Linked DNA regions of Mus musculus: region 2 is linked to region 1. The links are chromatin contacts, found by Hi-C or POLR2A ChIA-PET in ENCODE. All regions are on one chromosome and are shown on one strand. The core of a region is the stretch at or near the end of the contact, and the rest is flanking DNA. Distances in the headings are between cores, read along the strand shown. Region 1 holds the start of Gdpd1 (glycerophosphodiester phosphodiesterase domain containing 1). Region 2 holds the start of Ska2 (spindle and kinetochore associated complex subunit 2).

Region 1 (4,380 bases), core at 50-2,549:
ACATGGTGGCTCACAACCATCTGTAAAGAGATCTGATTCCCTCTTCTGGAGTGTCTGAAGACAGCTACAGTGTACTTACATATAATAAATAAATAAATCTTTAAAAAAAAAATTAAAACTATTACTTATAAAAAAAAAAAAATTGAAATGTCCTGAAGCCACATTATTGAACAGCAGTGAAGAAGCAAAGATGTGGCCTGTTATAGTAAATTAGAAGGCGGAGCGGACTCGCTTCAACCCTTATATACTTGATATTGTATAAAAGCAATATACTTTTGCAAGAGAAACATCTTTAAAAAAATACTGACTGATCATAAGCTAAATATTTTAGTCTTTTAGAAGCCCACCAACCATTGCTGGGGTAATGTTCAAAAATCAAAGTAAAACAACAACCCAGGTGCTAGGTTTTGGAATCCTTAGAACCAGAACTCTCCAAGTTGCTTGTGCCACTTCAGTCCACACTCTGTGACCTTGGAAAATGTCCCTGGTTTGGAGACATTTCTCTCCAGAGCTCAATTACAAACGCGTGGAGCGTGGCATCGCAGACTCCTCAGCTCTCGCTCCAGGTACTCGCAGATCCTCAGCTCTGCCGGAGCCCAAGCTCTTCCCCACGGACTCAGCCACCAGCCTATTCCAAGCAGTCTGTCCGTTCCTACTTCCCCCTGCGGGTGTCTCCTGGATCTGCACCGGCTTTGTGCCAGGCTGCCAAGAAGGGACCTCCCGATCATCCCTCCATCGGCCGAGGAACGCCCCACTTCTGTCTCTCATCCTGCGCTTCTCCTCCTCACAGAAGCCCTGTCACCCTAGCTCCCCAGAGACGCCCACCAGGACTGGGACACGAGACCCCTTTCCTTCCCTCCCCTCCGGACCACTCATCTGAGGAAGCCCTCCAGTTCCAGGAGCCCATTCTTCGTCAGCCTCTCCAGAATCCCCATCCTCTACCTCCTGCTAGGAAGCCTCCCCCATCCCCGCCATCGGGTTCTGGGGACCCCTCTCACCTCCGCGGTGAGAGATGTGCCTACTGAGGAATCGCTGTTTCTTTCTCTGGTGCAGCAACGCTGGGTATTTAAGCAACAAGAACGAGGTGACCAAATATCCCCCCAGAGTAGAGAGAAGGCAAAAAGCCGCGGTGGACGACATCCTCGGTCACCGCCTTCTGGGCCTGAGACCCCGACTGTGCTGTGATGGTAGCAACGGCCGCAGCGCCGGCAGCTGCTCGAGGTCTGCTCGCCCTCAGCCGGTGCCCTCGGCGTAGCGCACTTGTTCGTGCGGACTCAGCACGCAGGCGCAGCCCGACCCCAGCGCCCGAGCAACAAAGGGGCTCAGATACGCAGGCGCGCTACGGCGCGGAGCGTTGGGCGTCTGGCAGCTGTGGTCCCACGCGCAGGTGCTTCGAAGAAGACCCCGAGGCAAGAGGTTGGAAACTTGCCAGTGGTTTTATTTGTTTGGATTTGTTTGGGCAGTCCCTAAGCCGAAAACGCTCTCAAGCCAGGATAGCCTTCGGGGAAAATCTGACGTAACTGGGAAATGTGCATCAAAGGAGGATTCCAGGCCAGGTCCTAGTCCTTTCTGTGGGAAAAGCGAAGAATTGTTACTGATACCTCGAACTCGTAGCCTAGTTGGTTAGATCGTACGGGATTCAAGCCCCAGTACAAAATAAACATGAATAAAGAAACTGACCACTAAGTCCTTTCCTATAAAGACTGGCAACTAACTTTTCCATTTTTCTTTTTCATCTCCTACCTTACAAACTAGAAATACAGTAGGAACCACGTTTTATGGGGGCAGGGTCTTGGTTTTGTGAGATAGGATCTACTTAGCCCAGTCCGGGCTTGAATTCACTATATACCAGAGGATAGAGTCTTCGACTTCAGGTTCTTCTACCTCAGCCTCCAGAGTGTTGGGATGGTAGGCAAGCCCAGCTGTGGATCGTATTTTATGCAAAGTAATTAGCCACAAAGGCTGTGGCTGTGGCTCAGTTGTAAAGCACTTTCCAAGCACATTCAAGGTTTGGATTTGTTTATTGAGACAGGGTGTCTCACTGTGTTGACTGTGTGCTGGCCTCTTGATTCACAGAGACCAGTTTGCCTCTGCCTTCTAAGTATTGGGATTCTTTTCTTTCCCTTTTCTCCTCTCTCCCTTCCTCTCTCCGTTCTCTCTCCCTCCCTTCCTGTCTCCTCCCCCCCGGCCCCCCCCCCCCTTAGAGACTGGGTCTCACTATGTACCGAGGCTGATCTGGAACTCGCTATGACAATAGGGCTAGAGATCCACTTGCGTCTGCCTTCCCTTAAGGCCAGGGGTTTGAGTCCCAGGACAATTGCAACAACAGGCAGACTCACAGTATTGAGCTCCGGCTGGCTTCAAACTCCTAAGGGTGAAGCAGTCTTTTGGTTTCATCCAGCTCATTAGCTGGAACTGCAGGCAAGGGTTGCTGCACCCGATCCTATCTCGTTTATTTATTTTTTATGCATTTACTTATTTCCTGTGTAGTGTATGTGTGTGCACGTGTAAAGGCAGAGGACAACCTAAGGAGACCTAAGGTGGCAGCTCCTTTTCCCACTAAGCCATCTTGCTGGGTCAAGTGGCAGCTTTTGGAAAGGTGGTAAACACTCTATTTCACAAACATTGGGACTAAAATATCTAATCCTGTCAGGACACTATTTTAAATGTATCTGGGAAAATAGGATCAATTACAATACACTACATTGGGTCTCAACTTATTTTGCACTTATCTAATTGATAGCATAATCACAATTGGTGATTGTCATATGCTGGGGAAAGTTACTATAGATTGGTGAGATTTAGCAAATTATTTCATAGAATAGGTATTTAATTAAAGAACATTTAAGTCAGGCCTGAGGGTACAGGTCTGTAATCCCAGCAACTCTGGAGGTTGAGGCAGTAGGATTGTAAAATCTAGGTCTGCCTGGGTTACAGAATGAATTCAAGCTAGTTACTGTTTTCAAATATTAAGAACAAACAAGAGTGGGGATGTAACTCAGTGGTATACTTGAGATCTGAGTTCAATGCCTAGTGCTCAAAGTTTCTTTGTTAGCACACATCTGTAATACTAAGGCTGAGGAAGGAGTATTGAGTCTTAGGCCAGAGGCTGGAAAGATGGCTCAACCAGTTAAAAGCACTTTTTTCTTTTCTTTTTTTTAAATGTGTAGCAGCCCAGGCTCAAACTTGTGATCCTCCTGCCTCTGCCTCCTTCAGCAAATCCTACCGGTGTGTGCCACCACAACCGGCTTTTTTCTTTCCTTCCTTTTCTTTTTTCCTTCCTTCCTCTCTCTTCTTTCCTCCTCCTTCCATCTTCCTCCTACCTCTTTGTTGCTGTTTATATTTTTGCTTTTGGAGAGCGTTTCTCTGTGTAGCCCAGGCTGTACTGGAACTCACTATACACCAGGCTGCCTCTGCCTCCTGAGTACTGGGATGTGTACTACCACCTGGCAAGAGCACTTGTTCTTGCAGAGGATCTGGGTTCAGTTCCCAATACCCACAGGATGGGTTCACAACCGTGTCCATAATTCCAGTTCCAGGGGATGTAACACCTTCTTCTGACCTCAGTGGGCACCAAGCATGCATATGGTACATAAACAGGCAAAACACTCATACATATAAGAAATAAATAAGACCCAGGTAAAGTGATGCATTCCTTTAATCCCAGAACTCTTGAAGCAGAGGCAGGAGTTCCAGGCCAGCCTATTCTGCATAGCAAATTCTAGAACAGCAAGAGGCTATATATAGAGTGTCCCCAAAAAATAAATAAAATAACAGGGGCTGAAAAGATGGCTCTTAAAAGAGCACTAGCTTCTTCCAGAGGTCCTGAGTTCAATTCCCAGCAACCACATGGTGTCTCACAACCATCTGTAATGTGATCTGATGCCCTCTTCTGGTGTGTCTGAAGACAGTGACAGTGTACTCACATAAGTAAAAAAAAAAAAAGCCTTTGCTCCTCTTTCAGTGCAGTTGACCCCTTTGGATTTCCAGCACAAACAAGGCTCACAGTTACCTATAACTCCAGTCCCATGAAATCTGATGCCCTTTTCTCATCTCCTTGGTCACCAGGCATGTGCATGGTGCACATATATACATGCAGATAAAACATTCATACACATAAATACCCCTGCCCCATTAAAAGTATATCAACAGGCATTGTGGTGCACATCTTTAATGCCAGCACTTGGGAGGCAGAGGCAGGTGGATCTCGTGTTTGAGGCCAGCATGTTCCACATAGCTAGTTACAGGACAGCCAGAGCTACACCAGCTTTTTGCAGTTGAGTCCTTGTGATGGATAATCAGGATCACCTGGCTCTTTTGTTATTTTGTTACTCTTGTGGTTCCGGCTGGCTTCCAACTAGCTCAAGTAATCTAGGGTGG
Region 2 (4,651 bases), core at 582-3,081, 35 kb after region 1:
CAATTACCCAAAATGAAAGGTTTGTTTTAAGACAGGTACTTTGAAGCCAGGCAGTGATGGTACACGCCTTTAATCCCAGCACTTGGGAGGCAGAGGGAGGCGGATTTCTGAGTTCATGGGCAGCCTGGTCTACAGAGGGAGTTCCAGGACAATTGGGGCTATACAGAGAAACCCTGTCTCGAAAAACCAAAACCAACCAGCCAACCAACCAACCAAACAAACAAAAAAGACAGGTATTTTGAAACACTTAATAGTACTTAAAATATTTCTGTTTTATATTTAAATATACATCCTTATCTGAAAAAATAAAATTTAAAAAAGTCTGGGTTAGTTGTTGATACACAAGCTCCTGTCTCAGAACAATATAATTAGTCTTCTTCATGAGTTGACACTGCTGGTTCTTTAAGAACTCCATCAGTTATATGGAAAGGTCTTTGGCCAGGGGCACTTCTAAAACTGTAGCAGCAGCATAAGTGACAGATTTACTTCATCATCACTATTCTAAAACACATGTTTTACATCCCCCTCTAGTCAATTTAATTTCCATCATCAGTTTAGTTGGTTTGCCTTGAATGCTGAAGCATGATCTCTGCCATTGTCCTATAGTCAATTTTGTTTTAAGTCGTGAAGCATTGCTATCCCCAACCCCACCCGGTTCTTCCCTGTGTCTTTCTCAGAGTGACCACAGGTCCTTAGTCTTACCCAGCACACTACTAGACACACAGTAAAAGGGGTATACTTTTAAAGTAGATGTCAGAAGTCATTTTGCATCATGGAACACTGTAAAATTACCTGACATAAAATACTTCTCCATAAACGTAAATGCGCTGAAGAATGGCTGGGGAGAGCATCTGGTTAAATAAACATTGTGATAGGAAATTTGGGTAGATTCCTATAATTTGCATTTTTCGCTAGCGCCCAGAGAAGCCAATTACCGCCAGTCGGTGGGCCCCCTTTGAGAAGCAAAAAGTTACGACAAAGACTGAGCAAAAAGGCAATCACTTCAAACTATATATTGCAGTGTTAAATAAAAAATGTGTCTCAGATGTTGCCAGCGGAGCTCTTCTCCTGCCCGAAACCTTTCCTTTTCTGCTCCATCTCCCTTCCCTGTCCAGCTCAAGACCCCACCTCCATAAGAACCCAGTCATCAACAGTTCGAGTAACGGAAGACGGGACCAGGTAACAAAGAGAAAAAACGTCGTTGCACTTACTAGTCTAAGAGCCTGGGGATTAGACGAAGTTCGGGCCTAAGCCTCTTCCACACCATAAAGAAAATTTCAAAATTAAATCTTTGCCGACGAGCGACCAATCGTAGACGTGGTCTCTACAGGGTTCGTTGTCTTGAAAGGATCAAAGCACAGCTTGGACTACGATTGGCCAAAAGAGCATCACATCCTGGCCAATCGGAACTGAGGCGCTTCTTGTATGAATAAGGAAAGGCGGGCGAGAAGGGGCGGGGAAGCCGGAGAGAAAAGGAGGTGTGTCACGTCGCCTAGGCCCGCAGTGGAAGCTTTTATGTCATTGGCTGCTGCTGCTTCCGAGTACACCAATCGCAAACTCTTTTCCAAGTATGAACTTGAAAGTAGGGACCATAAGGCAGCCAATGGAAAAATTCATATATTCAGCAGCCAATCCCCCTGCGGCGTTTTGTGTCTTTGTCCAACAGGAAAGTGCGTTTTATAACGAGGGGCGTTACCCAGGCGCCAATGGGCGGGCGCCGATGGAACGTACTAGCCAATGAGCGCAAGACGTTGAGTGACAGCTGTCCAATGGAGGGCCTCAGTGCTAGCACGGCTTACAGCTTAAGCGCCTCAGCGGTCTGAGGAATGTCAACTATTCAATATGGAGGCGGAGGTCGATAAGCTGGAACTGATGGTGAGTGGAGAGTGAAGGAAACCTACTGGGTAATTAATGTGCTCCACCGATGGCCTAGAAGGTGAAGCGCATTTTAGAGTCTCCTGAAACTGGGTTGTGGAAGCTGGAACCTGAATTGAGTTCCTTCTTTCTGCACCTACGGGAGCTACCGCCGCCTTGGTCTCTTAACCGCCGCGGGGGAAGGGGTTACATCCGGGGAACTCGTGAGGGAAATGGCGGGAGATGTTGAGGGTGTGGGGCCTTTGTAATTCCCTGGTCCTGGTTTTCTCCTTCATCGGCTCCAGGAGCCGCGCCCGGCACAGATACCGCCTCACGAATTTCTACCTTCCTTGCCCAAGCGTGACTGGAACGGTCTTTAATAGCTCGGAGGAGGAGAGAGGTCGTTTACGTCTCCCGAAAAGGGGGATGGAGGATGAGGTGGGGCAGAAGTCTAGGGGCGCGGAGAAATTCAAGTCCACCATGCACCTACTCGCAGGCGAGCTGGGACAGTCTGAAAGAAGATGCTAGACTTGCACGAGAAACTTGCCCGCGGTTCCGCAGACTGGGCTCTTTGCGGCTTGGGAGAGGAGCCGCCGCGGGGACCGAGCCTGGAGCTCCTTCCCGGGGCGCGAGCGGCGTTGCCCCAGGCCCGGCTTTCTGCTTCCTAGATGCTCAATTCCTTTCCTCTGTGCAAGGAGAACCCTGGACGAAGGCCCTCAGCGGCTGCGGGCAAGGCTGGAGTGCACTGAGCGTCCAGCCGAGTGGCCTTGTCATTCTCCATCAGTGTTCTCTTTATTCCCGCCCTCCCATCCTTCCACTGCCCGCTAGATCGCCGCGCCTTTTTTCTTAGTTTTCTTGTTCTGTCTTCAGACTTCTTTTTGCATGATCACTTTTCTTCCAGATTGATCATCGGACCACCAGCCCCCTTTTAAAAAAATACCAAGATTAATATTAAAAAGTAAAACACTCCATCTGCAGTCTGCCCTTTTTCCCTCTGCGTAGGTATCCGTTGTGTCTGAGCCACTCTCTCCAAGGAAAATCTTGAGTTTGTAACTTCTGCTTTGGAATAGACTTTGGGGTGATCCTGGAAGATAGCGAGTACCACCCCGACTTCCCCATTCCCACACCAGAAGGTGTGAGGCCTCAGTTTCTTTTCTCTTGGGTTAATTAATTCAGGTGTTTCAAACACATTTTATTAGAAAGATTTCCAGTCTTGTTTAACATTGTATTTTAAAACTTTCTTTGTGGAGGGAGTGTGGGGATGGGGGCGGGGGTGGGGGGAGAGAAGAGGAGAAGAATTTTCTGCTGCTTTCCAAATCTTGAAAAAATGAATATTTGACTTAAGAATTTTTCGTGTGTGGGTGTGTGATTACCATCTTAAAATACGCACAAAATGTTAAATATTGTGGTTAGAGTCTATCAAACAACCTGCATGTAAATTCTCTTGTTCCTCTCCCATAGTATGAATTCCTTGCACTGGAATAGGTGGAGATATTTTTACTTGTTAGAGGCTAATTCTGTGTTTTTAACGGGTTGCTTTTTGTAATTGGTGGATCAAGTTCTGAGCTTTATCTAACCCTTCCATTGCAATCAATTCTCAAACTTTTAAAAAATATTGAGCAAATTATCTTAAAGAAAATACAAGTTAAACATCCTGTTAAAGGTAAGTTTTAGGAAGTTATGAGGTTGTTGAACTTTAACATATTTTAGATACTGTATAAATTATGGTCTAGCTTTAACATTTCTTTTTTCAGAGGATCAAAGGAAAACAGCTTTTCCCTTTGTAACATAACCTGAAGTACATTGATGGTAGTAGCATTTACAATTTTCAAGTTACTGAACTTTTTTTCATAACCAAGGGCTTGAAAAACATTATTTTTAACCATGATTTTCAATATTAACTGCTTTTTATTGACTAGACAACAAAAGACATTTCATCTTCACATTGCCATGTTCCTTCCTTTCTTTTAAAAACAGTACCTGTTGAGAAAGTTACTTTCTAAGCCAGAGATAAATGATTCCTTGTGCAATCGTCTTTTATTAGTAGGTCTTTACAATACTTAAAAGGTTTGCTAAGGAGCCCTTGCATATATAATAGGAGTGCCTATTTATCTTTGCAAAGGCAGTAGTTATCTTCACTTGGTAAAAAGTCTAATCTTAATAAATTATTTGATATTTTTCCTGTGTTGACATCTAATTCAGAAAATTAAATTTGCCTTTTAACATTTGTCTTTAAAACCCAATGCTTGGTTAGCAGAGTTAAATATTCCCAAATTTGGGTTTTGTAGCCCAGGATTTGAGGATTAGTATCCCATTGTTTAGTAGATTTGATCTGCCTGAGTTGCTGAACTGGATCATTTAAAGGAAGGTCAGTGAAACTAATGAGAATGTATTTTCTCATCATTTCAGCATTACTAATGGCGGAATAAGCTCATCCATTGTAGGGTAACCTTTGCTCACTAATGTTTTCCCTTCACTAACTGATTGAGAGGTGTTTGTCTCCTGGCCTCCTTTAGTGAACCCACTTGGGATTGTTCACAAAGGCAGTGTAATAGGATACTTGGATTCTGTTTCTTGGTTTACTTCTGACTTTTAAAGAAACATTTTATTCCTCTCATTGTTTTTTTTGATAGTTCTAAGTTTGAAGGGAATGCAGATGCCTTTCTTCACTACCTCAGATATTTTAAGAATGAAAGGTGAGGCTGGGCTAACATCATCTTCAGAATATACTGGTTCCCTGATAATCGCTTCCCATGTTATAGTAGCCTTCAATAAACTCTTGAATTAAAAAAAAAAT

What was found. Hi-C counts contacts between places; a loop is a spot of excess contacts on that map. ChIA-PET counts read pairs that join two places held with the same protein, here RNA polymerase II (POLR2A).
Region 2: a map of left cerebral cortex shows a loop between it and region 1 (3-fold over the local background). The contact joins the promoter of Ska2 here to the promoter of Gdpd1 in region 1. A Hi-C loop is called at or near these places in 1 of 37 maps with a recorded cell type or tissue (left cerebral cortex). POLR2A ChIA-PET finds 5 or more read pairs at or near these places in 5 of 5 experiments (Patski and embryonic stem cell).

Annotation. Positions count from the first base shown.
Region 1 is chr11:87,072,838-87,077,217 of GRCm38, forward strand. Gdpd1 (glycerophosphodiester phosphodiesterase domain containing 1) reads right to left here and starts at 1,300. Exons shown (of 10, transcript NM_025638.2): 1 at 999-1,300. The coding sequence starts at 1,140.
Region 2 is chr11:87,107,430-87,112,080 of GRCm38, forward strand. It overlaps Ska2 (spindle and kinetochore associated complex subunit 2), which reads left to right and starts at 1,832. Exons shown (of 4, transcript NM_025377.3): 1 at 1,832-1,875. The coding sequence starts at 1,843. Prr11 (proline rich 11) reads right to left here and starts at 1,285. Exons shown (of 10, transcript NM_175563.5): 1 at 1,212-1,285.